Linked DNA regions of Mus musculus: region 2 is linked to region 1. Evidence: chromatin loops called from intact Hi-C (ENCODE). Cell type or tissue: left cerebral cortex. All regions are shown on one strand. Each heading gives the region's core, and the rest is flanking DNA. Links, peaks and the distances in the headings are about the cores only. Region 1 overlaps Zranb3 (zinc finger, RAN-binding domain containing 3). Region 2 overlaps Zranb3 (zinc finger, RAN-binding domain containing 3).

Region 1 (11,211 bases), core at 1,888-9,887:
GGGGCCTTCCACACATTTTCATCACGCTGAAAGCTCCTCAGACTAAATAAAGTGAGAACTTTGCTAGCCTAGGCTTCTGCAGGGGTCCGAGTGTTCACTCCACAAAGCCTTCTCTCTAACTTTCAGCACAGAGGGGCTTTGGGGGGTGGGGGTGGGGAAGGTGGAGATGCCGGTGGGGCAGGGACTTGGGAGGTTATAAAAACGTTGCTTCTTACAGGGATGAGTTTTATCTTTGCAACAAATCCTCCCTACATTTTCCAGCGGAGGAAATGAAGCCGAGAGCAGCTGTGCCCAAGATCACACTAAACAGTAACAGGGAAATCAAGGTCTCTTTCTCTGAATTCATAACGAGTCCACTTTACCTCATGTTGTCTTTAGATTTCACAAAGGAATTTGATGCCAAGCTATGTGGAGGCAAAAAACTGAGTTTCTATCTTACTGTTAAGGATGTCCACTGTCTTGTATCTTGTGGGACAGGATCTACCTGACACTTACCTTGGTATAGAGGTGGATCCGGTCGGTGTTTCTGCTTGCACAAAACATGAAGGTCTCACGCACTGGCAGAGTGCCTGAATTATTCAACTGCCCTAATAAAGAAGACAAAGAGATGCGGAAAGGCCTGTCTACTCTGTCTAAATTAGATTATTTGGGGTTCTGGAGAGATGGCTCAGCAGCTGAGAAATTTTCTGTTCTTTCAGACGACTGGAGTTTGATGGCCAATACCCACTTGAATAGCTCACAAATACCTGTAACTCCAGCTTATTGGCCTCTTCTAGCCTCTGATCATCCACTCACACATGGTTAAACACATGCTCAGACACATAAATAAAATAAAATAGCTTTTTTACTATTCTGCAAGGTAGAATGATGAATAGCTATATATAAAAAAACCAACACACTTGATCAGCAATTCATGTCTAGACCTGAAATAACTAACTCCCAAGGTAGGTCATCTAAGAACATCAGCATCTACAGAAAGTGGGGCTTTCTTTGCTAATGACTGAACAAGAAGCAAACAGGTTCAGACTCAGCTGAAAAGATATGAGTTGGTCAGAAGGGACCCTTCCCTCACCCAGAAGTCATTACCAAACTTGAAGGGTTTAGAGTCTCTCCTCGCTGCTGAACATATTGCATCTGGGACTAAACAGTCCCCATTTGATTATCAGCATCAGGACAGCTTTGCCGAGTGCCACTGATGTGCCTGGTTCCCTGTGGCTGCTGTCTCATCCACAAGGAAATGACTAGACATGCTAATTTCCTAATCATTACTTATAAGTATTTTCTTAGTCTCTTCACCCAGAACTCTTCAGGAGAGACAAAAATTATGGAAGCAAGTCTACATAATAACTACAGTCAAATATGCTGAGGCTGTAGCTGAGTGGTAGAGTATTTGTCTAGCATGCCCAAAGACCCTGGGTTGGATCCCCAGGACTACTAAATCAACCCCCTCAAAAACACAGGTTAAATAATGAATGCAGTTAATGCCTTCTAAACACATCTGGCCTAGGAAGCGTGCTAACTACTGTCCTGAGTGCATCTCTCACAAACAAAAAGCACATTTTAACAGGAGGAATCTCAGCACATTAACCTGCTCAAGAGTAAGAGGGGCTCCAGAGTTTGTACTCTTAAAATGAATTTATTATTTGTATTTACGTGTATGGTGTATGGGTGTACCTGTGTGAATTTATGTGCACTGTGTTCATGCAGATGCTAGTAGAGGCCAGAGAGCACTCGATCCTGATGATTGTGAGCCACCTGATTTGGGTGCTAGGAACCAAAGTCAGGTCACTCTTGGTCACCTGCTGTCTCTCTAGCTGCAGAGCTTATATCTTAGCTCAGTGTCAGTGACCTCTGAATGTTCTAGAAGCTCGGCTCTGCTTGTCACTCCACTAGGCAATGTCATCAACATACTAGTTTTCTAGTCTAGGCCTTGGCTACTTTATAAATCCAGTTTGCGACTTATGTCTATAAATGAAAAAGAAACAAAAGGCCCCAAGAACTAGAGATTGAAAGGGCAAGGTAAACATGGTCAGGGCACAATATGCACATATGGAACTGTCAGAGTGAAAAGCCACTAGCTTGCACAATAGTGCATGTTAATGACTAAAAAACATTTCTGAAATTAGTGTCTGATGTCCAGTGATAACAATGGCATGTTGCAATCATTATCACCTAGGTGGTAGCTGTGAAGTTGTCTGAGCCCATGTGAGCTCAGTCATAGCTACAATGCTACTGTCACTCAAAGCCACACAGGATGTACAAGCAATGCTATTATATGTATTGAATTTATTACTCCAAGACTTCCACATACTTTTCAGTATGGGGCTGGGGAGATGGCTATGCAAGTCAGCTGACCTGAGTTCAGTCCCTGAGTCCTACAGTAAAGAAGGAAAGCGAGAACCAACTCCACCAAGCCATCATCTAGCTTCCTTCCACGCATGCGCCATGCGACACTCATGCCCCTCAGCCATCACACACAAAATGATAATGATAATAATAATAATAAATTAAAAGGTATTTTTTAGTATGTTCTGTAATCAAAAGGAAAAAGGATAAGTATGAAAAAACCAGGTTACAGAACAGGAGAACACAGGTTTCAAACCGCAGAAGCAAATTCTTAGAAGAATGACCGACCTCTCCCACGAGGAAGCTGTTTTATGTTTGGTTTGTGGACATGTGAATAGGGTCACCCATTATATACCACACAAACAGCTGGAGGCTGAAGACACTGCTGGTCTGCACCCCTCGGGACAAACAAAAGTCACAGTCAGAGGTGGCATGTTGGGTTTTGTCTAAGGTACCGTGTCACCGTTTAATGAGAGCTGTCTGCCGACCGTGGTCAGGAGAGCGCTTTGTAATCAGCGTGTCTTTATATTTGAAGATCTATGCGTTAATGTGTAAAGATAGAAATCATTCTTTGATGGAAGATATTTATAAGGTCAGTGCCATAGTAGCTGATAGTTCTTGGGGGCTGAGAGTTGCACTATGGGAACATACCCTCTTCAGTGTTTCCACGAAGCGTTGTTTGATTGTTTGAGACTATAGATGGGGCTGATGCTGACACAGCTTCCCTCCCAGTCTGCATGTTTCTAGTTAAAATGGAACTACAGCTCCAGAACAGCATGGATCTGTCTGGCTCTAAAAGAGGGAGTAGAAAGAAAAATACAAACAAACAAACAAACAAACCTTCTTCCAGTTGGTTTCTCACGGAAATCCACATTTACTGGAAAGATCTGTAATGTATCTCTTGGATTTGTTCAGGTTGATGAGCTGAGAGCTCAGGAGGAAGGAAGCAGGGACAAGCACAAGGGAAATGCTAGTGTGCCTGCAGTGGATGAGGATGGTACAGATGTGCAGGTTGTGTGGACTTATTAAAGTGTGTGTGTGTGTGTGTGTGTGTGAGTGTGTGAGCACACGTGCAGGTCAGAAGACATTCTGCTATGTGGGTCAAACTCTTGTGGTCAGGGTTGGTGGCAAGGGCCTTTTCCTACCTACTTGCTGGGCGCAGCCTTGGTTTTTTGAGACAGGATTTCTTGTAGTCCAGGCTGACCTTGAATTCACTATGCAGCTGAGAACAACCTTGAACGTCTGTCTTGCTGCTGCTACCTCCCAGTGTGTACCGCCACACCTGGTTCATGTTTATGCCCAGCTAGCAACCCAGCATTTCCTAGCTCAGCTGACAACTGTCCAACAATTCTCAGACTAGCTCACCGAGTGTACACCATCCTGGGTCCTAGGCTTCACTGGCACCTGGGGATTGGTCTTGCAGCCAGAACAAAGAAACTAGAGACACACAAGAAGAGAAGCCCTCTGACTGCTGACTACTGTGTCTATTTAAAGGCTATGAAATCAGATCAGACAGCATGTACTCCAAGACACTTCTTGGGAAGACTCTGAGAGAAGGAAAAGGAAGGCTAAGGAGAAAAGAAAAGAGGAACCCCCCACCCTGTTTTGTTTTGAGATAGTTTCCCTGTGTAGACCTCAAACTCAGAGATCCACCTGCCTCTGCCTCTTGAGTGCTGGGATTAAAGGTGTGTGTCACCACTGCCAGTTAGGGTTTTTGTTTTTTGTTTTTAAAGATTTATTTATTTTATGTATGTGAGTATACTGTAGCTATCTTCAGACACACCAGAAGAGGGCATCTGATCCCATTACAGATGGTTGTGAGCCACCATGTGTTTACAGGGAATGGAATTCAGAACCTCTGGAAGAGCAGTCAGTGCTCTTAACCACTGAGCCATAAATGAACATTTCATTTTGAAGCTATGAATCTTATTCCAAGTTGTATCAGTGTTAACAGCTGTTAACATAGAATGTTTTTAGGGGCCTCATCTAACAACTTGGAATGGTTTTAAGATGTATACCATTCTGCATGTTACTAAGTACGTCAAAAAAGACATGGATCCCAATTTACTCAGCATTTGTCAGCTGGCCCATGTACAACTACAGGCTGGCATTTAGTGACCACCATTGCTATAAGCAATGCAAACACGAACAAGCAATAAGTAACAACACCAAGGGCTGATTCATTTGGTGTCTGTATCTGTGTAGAATGTATCTGCCCCTGAATGCTGGGTTTAAAGGTGAGCATGTCACATTTAGTCCTGCACATGGGTGGTGAGGCTCAAACTCAAGAGTATATGCTTGCAGGGCAGGGCAGTCTATGCTTACAGGTTTACCCACTGAACCATCTCCCCAGCCCTGTTCAGAGAACACTGAAACACTTTCCTTGTTTCTTAAAGAAAAAAGAAAGAAGAAGAAGAAGAAGAAGAAGGAGAAGGAGGAGGAGGAGGAGGAGGAGGAGGAGGAGGAGGAGGAGGAGGAGGAGGAGGAGGAGGAGAAGGAGAAGGAGAAGGAGAAGGAGAAGGAGAAGGAGAAGGAGAAGGAGAAGAAGAAGAAGAAGAAGAAGAAGAAGAAGAAGAAGAAGAAGAAGAAGAAGAAGAAGAAGAAGAAGAAGAAGAAGGAGAAGCAGCAGCAGCAGCAGCAGCTTGAGCTTAGCCATCTAAGAGCATTCACTGCAGAAGAGAGTAACGATTTGTTACCTGGCTGCTGGTTCTCTCTCAGTCTGATTCCTGTGACCTGATGCACTACCCAAATAAAAACAGCTCTCTCCCTGTCAATGAGCTTGCTGTGGTTGGGCAGGGCAATATTTTGGTGGCAATAGCAATTTACTGGTTGTGATGCAATATGGTGTTGATTCCAGGAGAGAGCCATCTGGTATTTAAAGATGATTCTGAGAATGGTGTGTGTTTTAACATAGCATTATGCATTAAGGTATCCAGAACTTATTGACTTAATTGGTTAGTTTTGAAACAGGGTCTCATATAGCCCAGGCTGGCCTCAGATCCACTATGTAACCAAGGATGACCTTGAACTTGAAATCTTCCTGCCTCTTCCTCCTGAGCGCTGGGATTATAAGCTTTGGCCACCACAACTGGTTCACACAGTGCTGGGGACTGAAGCAGTAGACTCAGGCATGGTAGCTAAGAACTCTACCAACTCAGCCACATTCCTATCCCCCACACGGTTACTATCTGAGCACTAGAGACAGAAGCAGGACGTACCAATCTCTGGCTGAGATGGCAGTCTGTCTTCCCCTCCACCTTCCAATGCCTCTTCCTTGCTATTAGCCGACTGCTCAGCTTCCAACCGTTCAGGGCATTGCCTTTCACACTCCAAACCAGCTTGATCACTTTTGGAGGTGCTTTCCTGAGCAGCGTCTTCATCATTTTTGTTGTTATCCTGAAGATGGTTGCGGCCAGCTAGGATTACAAAAATACAGTAATTTAAATGTAACAAGCACAGACTAAAGGGTCACAGCTCAATTTTATTAAAAAAATAAAGTTAACAATGTTTATTCAGACTTATAAAATATTTATCAGGAAGGGACTGTTTGCCTTGCCTTCTGAAGGTTCCTTTCAAGATGCATGGATACACAAAAATGTAATCAAACAATGAAGAATGTATCTACAGATGAGGAGGGTGGAGAGAACGGGAGGCAGGGAGGGCAGCGAGGAGAGGGTAGAATCCAGAACTGGAATGGAGCAGTCGTAGATTATTACACATAGCATAGGCCGACAGGGCCGTGCTCTGAGAGCCCTGTCTAAGCTTGGGGCTGCTGCTGAGCCTAGCCCCGGGGCTTACACCATTGGATATACTGTGGATGGAATTAGAGAGGATTATAGACCTTCAGACAGAGGATTGATGATCACAGTCTGACTCTCTTGCTCCCAGGTCTCATCATGTAGCCTTGGCTGGCTTGGAACTCATACAGATCCATCTACCTCTCCCCCCAAAGAGCTATGGTTAAAGGCATATGCAGCCATGCCTAGCTGATGCCCATTATTAAAGGGTGTTTCTGACTGTCCTGCAAGTAAAGATTCCAAAGGGGAAGAGTGGAGGATGCTACTCGGTCTTATAAAGCTGCTAATGGCTTTCAGTGGCAGCAACAGGCCTAGGCGTTGGTATAGTCATGAATTTTGGAGTTTAACAATTGAGAGAAGGTGAGGAGATCAAAGATACCATTGATACTATTTTCAAATTTTTAAATTTATTTTCATTTAATGCATATGGATATTTTACCTGCATCCATGTCATTGCACCATTTGTGTACAGGGTTCGTGGAGGCCAGAAGATGGTATCAAATTCTCTGGGACTGCAGTCAAAGACTGTTGTCCAGTTAAAGCCATGTGGGTGATGGGATTCTGGGTCCTCTAGAAGTATAGCCCAGACAAGCCCGCCTGCGCACCAAAGGTTGACATCTGGTGTCTTCTTCAGTAATTTTCCACTTTATTTTGGTCTCTCATTGAACCCAGAGTTAACTGATTTAGCTTTGCTGGCTAGCCAGCTGGTGAGTTCCAGAAATCTGTCTTTCTCAACGTTCCCAGGGTGGGGATGTATGCTGTACCTGCCTTCTGTGTAGGTGCTAAGATTCAAACTTGGGCTCCCCCCACCCCCGCCCCCAACCACCACCACTAAGACACAGTTTCTCTGTGTAGTCCTAGCTGTCTGGGCTCACTCTGTATACCAAACTCAGAGATCCACCTGGCTCTGACTCTCAACTGCTAGGATTAAAGGCAGCACCATGCCTCAGACTTGGATCTTAATGCTTATGCAGCAAGAAGCTGACTACCTCTTCAGCCCTAAGAATTCTAGCCTGGAACATGTTAACCTTGAGGGCCCCACTGGGTACCAAAGCAGAAAGATTTTGTAGGTTACATTGGATAAAACCACTCTGGCACTCAAATCAGAGATATAAAGTTGGGCAATTTCAGCTGTTGGTTGTTGATATTATCATTCAGTGTATACTATGCCCTATTGATTTCAAAGCAGCTTTCACAAACTGCAGCAACCATATGGCTCCTTTAATGCTTTTGGATTCTACTGTTTCTTCAAGAGTTTTAAGAAAGCAATATTAAAATTTTAATTAGTATTCATTCTGCCCTTTAATACCTTGTGGGTACAAACAAATCAAGGTACCAGCTCATTATGCCAATTGTAATAATGTAAACCTGAGCACTGTCGTGTTGAAACGCACTGTTACTTGAAACTCTTATCTTTTCCCTAAGCAGGCTACTTCACGCTCACAACTGGAGTTTATTTCTTCAGGTTTCTTGGCAGGCTGCTTATTCAATCATAGGTCTAGAAACTTTCACTGTTGTTCCTAGCATCAAAAGGGAAAATGAGAACTATCAAACACATAATAAACTAGGATTTTTTTTTTTCCTAAGCTAGTCACTTTCTACTCTTGCTGTGAGCTAACTTTACAAGTTGCTTTATTTTGATTGCACCAGCTGGGATTGCAGGGGGTCATGTTAACTGTGGCAAGGACATCACATGGAGAGAGTGTGTGGTTCTAGTTTTGTTTCAGAGAACAGGTGCCCACATAACAAATACAGCTACCCAGACGGCCACTTGTCAATTTTGATAGAGCTCTCAGAAGTGAGAGAGGAAAGACTCAGGTTCTGTATTCCTTCGGATTAACACTGAGAGGAGGAGGGGTGGGGAAACTATAACATTAGAGTCTCTTAGTTCTGTCCTGGTTAGAGCCTGCTGTTAGAAGAATGAATATAGAGGAGAACCACTGTGAACAACTATACCATTGTTAAAATAACCTATTTCTAGTTTCCAGAACTGTCAATGTGGCATTTTTTCATTGCCATAAAAATATTCTCTGGAACTGAAAACAGTGAGAATACTAATATTTCTGATATTTTTCTGTTACATTGTATTTATTCTGCATGCATGTATTGGTTAGATTCTTTTAATAAGACCTGAAGAAGAGCTTATGAGTTGTCAAGGAAGAAATATGGCACAATGAATACTGAGCAGGCCAAGTAGTTACAAAATGATTCTATTTAAATATAAAAACCATCTCATTTCCTTAAAAAACAAGAATATCTACTTCTTTCATAACAGCAGGTCTGTGATGGGCAGCACATTTGCTACCATAGCAACAAGGCTTCTCCTGCCCACTGAGCTCACATCCTGTTGACATTATTCAGAAATGCCCATTTGTGCCAAGTTAATGCCAAGCCAGTGGCACTCAGAATATATATTCTTGACAGAACCAGGAGTCATTCACATTCCACAGGGGATGAATCGACAGTCTTTACTCAGGGAACTTCTTATTCGATTTTAAGGGCTGTAGGCCCTGCTGAGTCATGAGGCACTTCTGTAACATTACTACCCAAAGGCTTGGGTGGTCTTTAGGGCACCCTCCCTGCCAGCCTCATCCCCACCTTCCGTACACTCACCAGCTCTGCTCCGAGGGTTCTCACACATCTCACAGTATGGAAGGCCTGGGTTGTTGAGGAATGTGCAGAAGCCACACTGCCATCCCTTCTCAGGAAGGGCTGGAGAAGCCAATGGGGGCTTGACCTCATGGACAACTTCCATGGATGTGGCTCTGGCTTGCAAGGACGGTCCTTCCTCCAGGGCACTGCTGTGGTCCTCGGTGCTCAGGGACTTCAACCTTTTAGCTTCAGGCTCACACCCATTTTTGTCAGCAGTGCTATCACTTGTAGCCATTTTTCTAGGGTCCGAGGCCACTGTAATCTTCTCCTTGAATGCCTCTGGGTCATCACAGGTCGTTTCTAACTGTCTCTTTTTCAGTTTTGGTAAGAAGAATGATCGAATATCATGCTGTTTCTCTTTTTCAAACTGAAATCAGCCAACAGTTATGAAATGGGGAAACAACTGTTCTTCCTAAATGAAAGAACTTAGCATTTTCATTAACCAGACTGACTGGAAATGAATCCAATTATAGTGTCACTCTTCATAAATACACATAACTCAGTGGAATGAACACAGTCATGCACTGAATGGATATAGCCACATACTTCCTATGTGTCTTTGCTTAGCACGTACTGTGTGCTGAACTCATTCAACCCTTATGCTAGCCCCGTGAAGGAGGCTTCGGGTGAGGAAATTAGATAGAGAAGTTATAAAATAGAAATATACTTTATACACTATCTTCCTTAGATGTGCATCTGGTAAAAAGGGGAATTGCATATGTAGAAATTTTAGCAAATAAAATAGTATTTTAAGTCAAAAACCTAGAAAAATACTTCCATGGCCAAATTGTAAACACATTGTATATAAACTACATGACACTCATATTAAAACATTATACTGACCAGGAAACATTTTTCAAATAGCATTAAAATATTTATTCTGACTACTACATGCATATGCATACACATGAATGTGCACTCCCACATGTATTTCACATACCCGCAAACATACAAACACACAGACACAAAGCACACTGACACCCACAAATGAAAAAAGAAAAGCTTTCCTTTGTTTTTAAGGGTTTCATTAACTTCTAACTTAGTATTCTAAAACTTCATAATTACGTACATCTATCTGTGTCTATATAATCTATAAGTATATGCCTCAAAATTCTACTTGCACTCAGGATACTCTATGCCACGTGAATAACATTTTTCCTCTTGTACATTTTCATGATTTCTTTGATAATTTCTTCCTTTCCATTTTGTCTTTCCTTATTTTCTGGGATCTGTTAGTCTAATGTTGGGTCTATCCTTGGCATCTAATTAGTCTCATGTTTTCCTTTTCCCTCAAAAAATATTAAGCTTTTCTCTGCTTAGCTTCCCTCTCAGGTACAGAATTTTTTAATTTGGCAGCCATGTGCATTTTTAAATATAATGTTTATTTACTATGCATAAGTATGATGTGGATCTGTGTGGACACTTGGGTGCTATAGTACACGTGTGGAGGTCAGAGGACAACTTGTAGGAGTTAGGTCTCCCTAGATCTGTGTCATCAGGCTTGGTGGCAAGTGTCTTCATTGGGTGAGCCATCTCCCCAGCATGGTAGTTGCTTGCATCTCCCCAGCATGGTAGTTGCTTGCATTTAGCATCTAACAGTGGTCTCTTGTTCCCTGGTCCTTTTTCACAGGGTTGTGCCTTCACTCACATTTGCGGTACTCAAGTCTGCAGCTCCTAGCCAGAGCTTCTGAAAGATTTTCTTCAGTACCTGTTTTAGTGCTTACTTATTACTTCTGCTAGTCCTTGCCCTTTCCTCCTCAGGCAGTCAGTGGCCCTTGGTTATGCCTTCACATAAAGCGCAACAGGGAGGAGGCTGGTGAAATGGTTCAGTAGGTAAAAGTGTGTACTGTGCAAGTCCCCAATCTGAGTGCAATCCCTGGAGACCTCAAAGGGAACCCCCAAATGCATGGGATGGAAGGGCTGCCATGGAACTCAGGACACACCGGGCTGAGCACCAAGATTTAAGAGAACATCCTGGTTGCGTGTGGGAATTAAAAAAATGTGCTGGGAGGGACCTGGAGTGATCATAACTTCTCACTCTGAACTCTCAGTTTCTGACTTATTACATACAAGACTGATGTCATCAGTTATGAAATAGGAAATACAAGGAGATAAACTGGTTAGCTGGAAGATCAAAAGAAAAGAGGGCAGGAAATAGCATGCTTAGACATATGAGGCCCAGTGGGTGCTGCAGTAAGTTTGAGGAGGGACAGGAAGGAGAGAGAATATGGATAAATAAATGAGTGGAGTATGAATGGAAGAGAGTTGGCCTGGACATCTAGGAACCACTCACATGCAGGTGGAGAAGGCAGCAGGAATGGATGTCCAGCCACATGGAGCAGATTGAGAAGGGAAGAAAAGGTGAAATGAAGACAGGAGAACATTAAGGATGGATGAAGGCAGAAGCCAGACGAAC
Region 2 (11,211 bases), core at 1,066-9,065, 58 kb after region 1:
ACCCTAGACAAAAAACTACAGCCTACCAAGGACTGCTGAGAGTGGGAGACGTGGTCGTCCCGGGGAAGAGCACACCAACTGGTTATCCAATAGCAAGTGGTCAGCCATGAAAACATACACATGCCAGTATCACATGGACTGAGGAGGTTGTACGAGCATTTAGGAATATACACACACAGCAAAAACTAAAGAAAAAGAAGCCATGACTTTGAGGGGTGGTGGTGGTAGATGGGAGGTAATGGAGGGAGAAAGGGGAAAGAAGAAATGATTTAATTATAAACTCAAAAAATAAATAAAATTAAAAATGCTTTTTCTTTTCTGTCTTTTTTTAGTTTTGTGGAGGCAGAGTTTCTCAGTGTATCCTTGGCTATCCTAGAGCTTATTGTGTAGACCAGGCTAGCCTCATACTTACGGAGAACCACCTGCTACTATCTCCTGAATACTAAGATTAAAGATGTGTCTCACCACTGACCGGTAGGGACAATGCTTCTTGAGAGACGACTTAATTCCGATAAACAACCACCAATCTATCCTTGTTCTTCTTGTCCTATAAGCCTCTAAAGTCTACTCTCAGCACCCCACTTTCACAGCCATAATCTTGTCTGAACCAGCTCTACCTGGAACACTAAAAACTTCTGCGCTCGGAGGCTGAGAGATGGCTCAATACTGAATAGAGCTTTCCGCTCTTGCAGATGACACAAGTTCATTTCTTTCCTGTGTCAGATGGCTTTCAATCACCTGTAACTGTTAACTACAGTTCCAGGGAATCACTGTCTCTGGCCTCCGAAGGGATCCGTACTCATGTGCACAACATCCTCTCCCCAACATATACATAAGTTAAAATAATTCAAGTAAAACTGTGTTTTAGAAAATGGTTCCCTTTCTGCTCCAGCCACGTGGCTTGCCTTCTTCTCTACTATCTGCCAAGGTGATGCTGGACCCTGCAGGACAGCATCTCAGACATGCTGTACAAGATGTTCTGATCCAAAACATGGGAGGAAAGGACAGAGAGAGGTGTTCTCAACAAGTTGAAGATCTTACTACACGTTGCAAGGACACCACAATCCTGTTAGTAAAATGTCAGAAAGAATATCGATGTTCCTCCTATGGGGCTACAAACCCCTTCAGCTCCTTGGATACTAGATCTCTAGCTCCTTCCTTGGGACCCTGTGCTCTGTTCAATGGATGGCTGTGAGCATCCACTTCTGTATTTGTCAGGCACTGGTAAAGCCTCTCAGGAGAGAGCTTTATCAGCCTCCTGTCAGCAAGCTCTTGTTGGCATCTGCAATAGTGTCTGGGTTTGGTGGTTGTTTATGGGATGGATCCCCAGGTGGGACAGTCTGTGGATGGTCTTTCCTTCAGTCTCTGCTCCACACTTTGTCTCTGTAACTCCTCCCATGGGTGTTTTGTTCCCCCTTCTGAGGAGGACTGAAGCATCCATATTTCATTCTTCCTTCTTGAGTTTCATGTGTTTTGCAAATTGTATCTTGGGTATTCTGAGCTTCTGGGCTAATATCATGTGTGTTCTTTTGTGATTGGGTTACTTCACTTAGGATGATATCCTAACATGGAAACAATGTCTAACTGCTCACAATAATAATTCAGCCTTTTATGAAAGAATACAGACTGGAATATCTTAAGGAAAGGGAGGAAAAATGGGAACTCCTACTGAGGAAAGGCTCCAGAAGCTCCCAACAAACATGTAGGCAAATACTTAGGTGAGGCGGGAACCTCTGTATGTGTGGAAAGCATTTATAATGTCAACCACTGACTGGAAGTAACAGACAGAAACAATGTTTACTTTATCCTCGTTGTGAAAATACTGATATTTTATGAAATAAAAGTCTTTAGGAGGAGAAACTAAAATAATAGTTCTGGTTTCTACTCATTCTTTTATGGCACCTGTTCCTCCACCCCATTCTCTCCCCTTCTCACTACAATGCCCCAGGCAAGCGCTGCCTGTTTTCCTTGTCCAAATCACCCTTCCCCTTCCTGTTCTCACACCTGCCTTTCCAAGCTGATCTCTGAGTCTTCCCAGGATAACTAAACCCCCTAGTCTTTCAGGCCCTAGATCTATCTAAGTCGATACCAAGCTCCCAATACAAGTCAGATCTGACTCTAGGCAATCTTCTGGGATAAACCACGTTGCTGTGGAAATACACCACTGAGAACACTGGCTCCACTACTAATCTGTTTATGATCGCAAATGGCTACTTAGCATCACTAGTAAGCCTGTGGTCCTAATCTCACCATCTTAGTTCCTATCCTGCAGAAGTTTAGATCACAGAAACTTTCAAATTCTTATTGTGTTCAAAGACACAATAAACTGCCTCTCATAAAAAAATGTCCTGAGATGCAAGCCCTGTCACTCTAGAACCTATGGTACAGGTCCAATAATATGCCACTTCTCGATGCAAACTCCCTCACTGAAACCATACTACAATCTCAATAATACACCACACAACTATAAAAAATAGTTATTTATATACTATAACAAACATTTATGTAGAAAAATGGTCAATATTATAAGGGACAAAAATGCTAATATTTTTAATATAATAATCTCTTTTTCAAAAAATATGAATTTGTTTACTCTTCTATTAGTTTTGGACCATATAAAAATATAGCCCTGAAAACAACAAGGAAACTTGTAAATCTGATCACACATGACCATGCCACACTTTATAACTTTACAGTGCCGAGGCTAAAAAAAGAGGTGGAGAACATTGGTGAATGGGTATAGAGGTTTAGATTAGGGTGACAAATGTGCTAGAAATTAAAAGCTTTGTTTTACAACAATATGAATGTATCTAAAGATACCAAATTATATACTTAAAATGGTAAAATAGTACATTTTCTTACGTATTATTGCAAACCAATGCCTGCAGAAGACACAGAGAAGGGGAAGACACCCACAATGTCTTCCTATTACATTCTGATGAACAAGACTGTAATTTGACTCCTACCTAGCCCTATCTTTATCTAACTCCTGACTAACTGTTTTTGTCTAGAGACCTTGGTTTAGCTCAGAATATTCAGCTGAATATTTAGTTCCTCAAGGGCACAGTGGTCTCTCTTGTTCTGGTTTTAGCATATAGAATTTCCACTTTCTGAAAAGGAAAGGAATATATTTACTCACAGGATGCTTCTGACTGTCTTGACTGGTTCACATTGGTACACCCGGCCATCAGGCCTTTCCTCTTCCCATCCTCACATGACAGTCATCTATAATTACCTGGTTAGTGCCAGACGTGACAATTCAGTGAAAGCTTGAATCATTTTGATCCCTAGAGCATGAAGGCTTATACATTTTGGCTGAATGTATGTCTGTGCAGCACAAGCATGTCTACTGTCTGCAGAGGCCGGAGGAGGATGTTGAATCCTCTACAACTGAAGTCATAGATGGTCATTTATTGTCATGTAGGTGCCAGGAATCGAACCTAGGTCCTCTAGGAGAGCATCCAGGACTTTTAATCACTAAGCCATCTATCTAGCCTCCTAAAAATAATTTTTGAACAAATGGATTAATTTAAAAAAACAAGCTAGAGGCAGTAGGTGGGATAAAATGACCTCATACACCAACTCAATATAGAATGATTCAAAATCAGAAGTCTTTCCAAACACAAATACAGAATTTATATCACATCTTACTTAACTATTCCTCAAACAGACGTTGAGTGCTCAGTATATTAACTATTTACTTCACAACTGAGCCATGTGCTCAAGGAATAGACAGCCCTGTATTTAGCCAGAGGCAGAACAGTAAATGACGCAGTGCTGGAGAACATATGGAGGTGAGCAGGACCCTGATTATGCTAATAATGGACATAACACCTTGAGTATATACTATCAAGTAGCATTTCACCGTCTCAAGAAAATTTAGACAACCAATTCTCCTTAGTAGAACTGGTATAGAATTTGATGTGTTCCCACACAAAAAACTGAACCCAGAGCCCTGTACATAAGTGTTGTAGAGGGGCCTGGTGCTGTTCTTGTGAACCAATCCCCTAATGACTAAAGGAGCCAATCACTGGGCGAATAGGTGGGACTTCTGGGTTGGACAGAGGAAGAGAAGGAGGAGGAGAGAGGTAGGTCTTTTGGAACAGGGATAGCATGAGGGTAAGATGTAGCTGCTAGAGTTTCACTAGAGGAATCAGATTAAACAGGGCTTACAAGAGAGGGTTTTAGTTGTAGCGCCCAGAGATTGAGCTACCACTGTTTCTGAGCTAAGTTTGTGTGGTGTTTTTCTTCTTGAAGTGATTTGACTGGGTTCCAGAGAGAAGGTACCGCAGCAAGGTGCGTAGATTTGCCTGATGTGTGCCACAAAGGCCATGGGGTGGGGGATTTGAAGCATTGGCGTGGTAGCGACCCGCCAGTGGGAACCAAGTGAGCTGGGTGAGAAGTTTCAGGACCTTCCGGGCCAGAGTCTCCACCAGATAAGAAAAGGCCAGCTAGTCCCCTGGGGCTGAGAGTAGCTGGGCATAGTGCTGGAACCTGTCAGTTCATTATTTTAAATAATAATAATTTCCTACAACACATAAGACGCAAGCACAATTTCCCCAGATCTTCTTGGGACACTTTTAAGTTCTAAGCACAATGTAAGAGAGGACAGATATGTCTTCCCAAAGCATATTTTTGTTTTTAGTTCAAGACAGTGTCTCACTATGTAACCCTGGCTGGCCTAGACTTCATTGTGCAGACCAGAATAGCCTCAAACTCAGAGATCCACCTGCTTCTGCCTTCCCAGTGCTGATATTAAAGGCTTGTGCTATCACACCTGGCTCACACGATGCTTGGCCGGGTTATTCACAAGTCTTCCTTTTATAAGCACTGGAACATTTATTAAAGGTGCCACTTCTGAAGTCTCTCATGTTGCCAAGAAAAATGTGGAAAAATATAAAAGGAAATAGAAACTGGGGTAAGTGATTTAACCCCAGAAGGTGCACAAGGGTCTAAGTGGGCTCTATACCTTCTCTCACTTAACTACTGTCGATCAATTTATTCACTGTGCTTCATTCTCCAGATTTTATTTGTATTTATAGCTACCTCTAAATAGAATCCACTAGAGTGACTACCATGTGGCATTCTGAGTAAGGGTACTCTGCTTGAGTAATCTCTTTTCTCTGTGCCTCTCAAATCAAATGGGGTCTGTGGTGTTTGGTTACTTAGGCCCTAAGATCGTTCGTTCTTCAGATTCCATCTGCATTAGCATGCTTCTTTAGGCTGTTACTCGGGAATTTAATAAACTTTTTAAAGACAAAATGACATCTTGATCGAGCACTTCACTTAACTTTTATTTTGAATGCAGCATGACATTTTAAATATAAAATATGGGTCTAGGATGGAATAACGATCCATAATTTGCATTCTCTAAAATTATAGTGTGAAAATGACACCTTTCCAGAATAAAAACACTGTGGAAGAAAATATAGCATCCCACAGCCTAACTTAAAATGCCAGGAAATGCCTTGATCTGAATCAAAGCTTATGGAACCACAGTGCTTTCAAGGTAAAGAAATAAAGGATTAGAAAGACTTCAGAAATGGATGTAGAAGAAAACATCTTCAAAGGGCTAGAGAGGGTGCAGCCCTTACACATACATGAGGTTCTTACAGAGGACCTAAGTTTGGCTACCAGAACCATGCTGGATGGCCAAACCTCAGCTCCAGAAGATCTGATTCCCCTGGTCTCACCTCCATGGTTACCTGCGCTCACAAGTGCACAGACCTATTCAGACATTCAGATGTCCACATAATTATAAAGAAAGAAAACGCCTTTGAGAAGCACAATGTTGATCTTGAAACGACTAACAAGCAGGAAACAGAACACAACCTACGCCATCACACATTTCACAGAGATGAAATATTTCTCTTCGAAATACTATTTATACTCATAAGTGAGGTGCACACTTCTGCTCTCATATGACAGATATTAATCAAAAAACAGACTGTAGGACAGACACACAAATTAAACATTGAGCCTGAGATTTCAAAAACTCAGGCACAGTCTTGCTCTGTGCCTCCAGCTGGTGGATCAGGTGTAAGCTTTCAGCTACTGCTGTAGCTCATTCCTGCTGGTCTGCCTGCTGCTACCTTGTTCCCACCATGAGTCACTGTAAGCAAGCCCTTAATTAAATGTTGTCTTCCATAAGTTGCTATGGTAATGGTGCCTCTTCACAGCAATAGAACAGGAACTAAGACATCATTGTAACACCAAAACCTGGCTCATCTCAACCTGACACCTCACACAGTCAAATGGAAAGCAGGACAACACACCTCCATGCATATACTCAAGAATAGACATATTTTCTTTCAGCCTTGACATGGATGAAGGCAAGTCTAGCCTCTAATCATTCACCTGCTTTCCTTCCCAAGTGCTGGCATTGAAGGCACGTGCCACCATGCCTAGGTATTTCTTTTACATTACAGGTAGGCTACCCAGGCAGGGCTTTACTTTAAGGAATTCTTCCATAGGTGCAACAAGTTTGCAAACCACGGGAATAAGGAATGGCTAACAGTGTTTAATGCTCAGAGTTTTAAATATGTCCAGATAAAGGCTTATGGAGAACGGTCATCTTACCTGACATGTGCATTGCAGTATCTTTTAGCATACTCAATCCAAGTTCCAAATTTTTGTGGGAAAAGAGCCTCAATCTGCATGAAAAGCTATAACAATACAAATATCCTCAATTACAATATTCTCAAGTAAGTTATTAGGATGATAAAAGAATTTAATAAAAATGGTAACAGGCATAAAAGTAAAAATGCTTCTTCCTCAAAGACTTTCCTTCTTTTTCACACCACACTATCCATTCTTCAAGGATAATAATTCTCTTTTTCTAAATATAACATATATATACAGTCACAATTTAAAAAAGATTTCTCTCTAGCCCCTGTATATGTATGTATGTATGTATGTATACACATATAGACAATCATAATATTATGGTACAACTAAAATCTTATTGTAAAAACATCAGAGGCAACTTTTAATTTTAAGAGGTATATAAGCAATATACTATAATAATAAAGAATCCTTAAAAGGATGAATAACCATTATTGTGTCTATGTGATAAAATAGTCAAACAGATGCCTGATAATGAATGAATAGGCTGTTTCTGTCTTTTAAGCAGTTATAAATATTAGTAATTTCACAATTATATTTGTGTATCCATGCTACACATGAGTACTAGCGATCTGTTCATCTATCTATCCACCTGCTTACATACATTTGTTTGAAATGAAGTATTTATGTAGTCATTATATACCCTGGCTGACCTCAACTTCCACCCTCCTGCCTTTACTTCCAGAATGCTGGGATTAAAGGCATGTGCTACCAGACACATTCAAGCTGCATTTTCATTGGATGAATTTCATATGTTATAATTTTAGAGATAAACAGTTGGTGTGAGGGGTAAAGCACAGAGCCTGAGGCATGGTAGGCAATTGCTATACCACTAAATCTAATCTCGGGTGCATGGAACATGGCATGCATGTTCTTTTCTTCTCTTTTGACATAAATATCTCTGTGTGTACTGTGCATGTTCATGTGGTAGCTTCTGCCATTGGCGTCTTTTTGAATCATTTTGTACTTTATGAATTGAGTGAGTCTCTCACTGAACCTGCATTTCTGCTGGTCTGGCTTGCCAGCTGCTGGGGGATTCTTGTCTTCTCCTCCCACACTGGGCTTATAGCCTGCTGCCACACTGGGCTTATAGCTGCCACACTGGGCTTATAGCTGCCACACTGGGCTTATAGCTGCCACACTGGGCTTATAGCCTGCTGCCACAACTGCTCGGCTTTTATGTGGGGTCCGGGGACTTGAACTGCCCTCACATTCGTGCATTAAGTATTGTACCGCTGTGCTATCTTCCCAGCCTAGATGTATACTTTGAATACTATGTAAATTTGCCACTTGGGCCAATAGTATCCTTGTGTAACTTTTCTTTTCACGACCCTGATAGGCTGCACACAATAACAATTTACTGTCAGGTTTAATAGGCTCTTTAACATAATGTTTTTATTGATATGATTAATATAAAGTTCACTCTTCAAGTATGAAATTCAGTGGCTTTTAGCACAGTCACAAAGTTATATATCAACCACTACTATTTACAAAAGGTTGTTACCATCTTAAAAAGAAACCCACCTCCATTAGTAGTCAAAGCCCTCTTCCCTTCCCACCAGGTCCTGGCAAGCACTAGCTATTTTTTACTTTCATGAATGTTTCTATTCCTAGGACTTCATATTTAAAAAATCATCCCCAGTACAGCCCTTTGCTGTGTGCACCTGTGTCAACATGAAAACAAAGATTTTCAATCAACAACTTAAATTCCCAGCTAGAAAGGGAAGAACACGCTAAATGAAAAGGCAAGCACCAAAGAAAAACACTATAAGCATTTTGATGAAAATAAAGGAGAAAATAAGAGAAAATTAGCAAACACAAGTCTGTTTTAGGAACAATCAATAACGCTGACTAAACTTTGGTTAGATAAGGAGTGAGACAAAAGCCTACTGAAGTTAGGAATACAGAGGATGATCACCACCATCACAGAGATACAAAGGATAAACAACAGTGTGCCAGCAAATCAGATTCCTCAGATCAAATGGTCAGAAAGAACTAAGAGTGTCTGAAAAAGACACTCAACACGTGGCTGTTCCTAGACTAAGTTCCTCTAGTCTAGATAGATACCTCACCTGGCCTGTAACAGCCTTTAGTTTGTTTCTACTTTCCAAAGTGGAGCTACCAAAGTAAAAAAGAACTACAGAAAAATTCTGCAAGGGAGTATAAACAGATCTCTAAAGGGAGCTCACTGGCCAGCTAGCCCAGAGAAATTGGAGCTCCAGGACCAGTGGGAGTCCCACTTCAAAAAAAGAAGGTAGACAGCAGATAAGACAGACAGTAGAAATTCCTTCACAGGTACAGGATTTTCTCTCTCTCTCTCACACAACACACAAACATATATGTAAATGTAACTTTTATTCTCCTATAGTCATTGTTGTCTCTGAGGCTTACTGCCTCTATCTGCTAACCTAGGCCTAGTCCTGGAAGCTTCTAATTTCTGTACAATCTAATCGAGGCCTATCATGTTTTCAGCCTCTGAGACTTACTACTGAATAAGCTCACCCTTCTTAGTTCTTTCTGATCTCTGGGTGGCTGATTCAATTCAGTTGTTCTGGTTCAAACTCCTCTCCAAAATGACTGATTCACACTGGCTCCTCTCAACTTCTGACTGAATTGCCCTGCTTGGTCTCAAACTAACTCCAGAACAAGTATTAATCTTCTGGCTCCTTCTCATTCTCTGGCTCATTTTGTCTTAACATATGTCTAGCTTGTTCTCTCTCTGCAACATGTCTCTCTAAAACTGTCCCAGTAAAAGTGTCTCCTCTCTCTTAAAGCAGCTCTCTTTCCTCTCTGTTCTCACGAGAGTTGGGTGTATCCTACTCTGTCAAACCTCTATCTGATTTGTAACTTTGTCTGCCACTCAACTGGGCATCACTTTCAAACATGGGTGTTTCCTCCTACAAACTAACTTTACCTCCATTATTTGGGATGAAAGGTGTGCACTAAGTGTGTGTGTGTGCATTCCAGTCAGAGTAGTGATACTGCTTGATTAAAATCTCCCTCATACACACACATACAGAGTAGATCAAATTTCAACCTTAAGATGTTTTTATACAAACTAGATAAAGTAAGTAACAAAAGAGCAAATGTGAACAACATTACAAATATGTACTAAATAGATTTTATAATAGCTGGATTAAAGCACACCTTTAATCCTACCACTCAAGAGAAAGAAGTAGGCAGATTGATATGAGTTTGAGGCCAGCCAGAACTATATAATAATACCTTCAGTCAAAACAAACAAACAAGCAAATAAAAGAAAGAAAAAAGAAGAAAAGAAAATAAAGAAAAAGAAACCTTTTAACCATATTTGTAAATATGGTTAAGACTTAAAAAAAGACAGATTTTTAAAAATCCAGTCATAATAAAACATTGTTTAATCATTGATCGTGCCCTGGAAATTTCCAATGCACTCTTCTAGCATTTGAGGCACCTGACTTTAAAAATTACCAAGCAAAGATAGATTCAGTTTTCCTATTTCTTAAAGCATAGCAATCCTCGTACCTCCTCAGGCCTTCCCAGAGCTGGGGTTCCTGTAAGAAGAATGGCTCTCCTGGCCTTCTGCACCATGGGCAGGAGAATCTTGCTGCGGGCAGCAGTTCTGGACTTCATGTAGTGTGACTCATCCACTATCACGACCCTGAAGTTCTGCGTGTTCAGTGCATCCAGCAAAGTCTCTGCATCTGTGGTTAAGAGACCGTAGCCCAGAACTGTCACTCTGCTGCCCGGGATTCTCCTAGAAAAGAAAACCCACCTGCTTAAAAAATGTCCTAGCAATAAATGGATGGCAAAGAAAACAACACTCTCGGAGGAAAAAAGGAAAGGGGGTAAAAAATAAGAAAAATAAGAGATGGTTCTTCTGCTAAACATTAACTACTCACAGAGTTCAGATTTTACAGTTCTCAAATATGTTAAGCCAGGACTCAGAATTCTGGTCAAATGGTTAGCTTTGGGAGATTTTGAGAACTAGAAAGCCACCTTTTTTTTTTTTTTTTTTAACTAGGACAAGAATGTTTTCAACCATGCATTCATTTTCAACCTGGGTGATGGTGGGATTTTGTCAGGACAGGACCTAACAGAGCTGTGCACTATGCGTTCCTGGTCTTTTCCATCTGATGCAGCCCTCAGGCACTGTGGAGCTGGAATGCTGTAAAAGGTTAGAAGGACCCTCCCCATACACACAGGCCAGTGAGCTAAAACAAAGTGTTCCTTTCAGCCTTCGCTCTATGATACACACATCTGCAAACATCTTTAGTTCCTATCATGAACTGTTCCCATACGCTGGCTCAGTATGTATGAGATGGGTGAGGGAAGGATCCACAAATCACTCTGCTCCTAGTATAGAATGCAACAATGACACAAGCTCTTGAATGTGCCACTTTTGCATTTTCTATTATCACCAAAGGAATAATACAAGACAGACTTCATCTGTGACTTTCTTTTACTTGGCATGTGTGCTTGTATACATGTAGGGACATGAATATGTGAAGGTATACACCTGTTTATATGCATATGGATGCCAGAGGTGGAAATGAATTATCATCCTTCAGAGATCTCTTTCCACATATTTCCTAACACAAGGTCTCT

What was found. Peaks named below come from ENCODE experiments on the same cell type or tissue, not always from the same donor. Only the 100,000 strongest peaks of a DNase experiment are listed, where the experiment ranks them.
Region 2: a loop joins it to region 1, with 5 times the contacts of the local background. A loop is called at or near these places in 2 of 42 quality-filtered maps.

What each region holds. Positions count from the first base shown.
Region 1 is chr1:127,967,383-127,978,593 of GRCm38, forward strand. It overlaps Zranb3 (zinc finger, RAN-binding domain containing 3), which reads right to left. Exons shown (of 21, transcript NM_027678.3): 13 at 8,757-9,162; 14 at 5,565-5,762; 15 at 496-587. Among named protein-coding and RNA genes, the nearest start is that of Gm28800, 12 kb to the left of the region's middle. In left cerebral cortex, for the core only: a CTCF peak has its summit at 4,142 (motif pointing right); DNase peaks (open chromatin) are centred at 6,804, 7,871 and 8,489; H3K27ac peaks cover 3,839 bases.
Region 2 is chr1:128,026,270-128,037,480 of GRCm38, forward strand. Zranb3 (zinc finger, RAN-binding domain containing 3) reads right to left here. Exons shown (of 21, transcript NM_027678.3): 5 at 10,129-10,360; 6 at 6,580-6,665. Among named protein-coding and RNA genes, the nearest start is that of Zranb3, 71 kb to the right of the region's middle. In left cerebral cortex, for the core only: no CTCF peak of the experiment used is centred there; DNase peaks (open chromatin) are centred at 3,195, 4,780, 5,433, 6,030 and 1 more place; H3K27ac peaks cover 5,732 bases.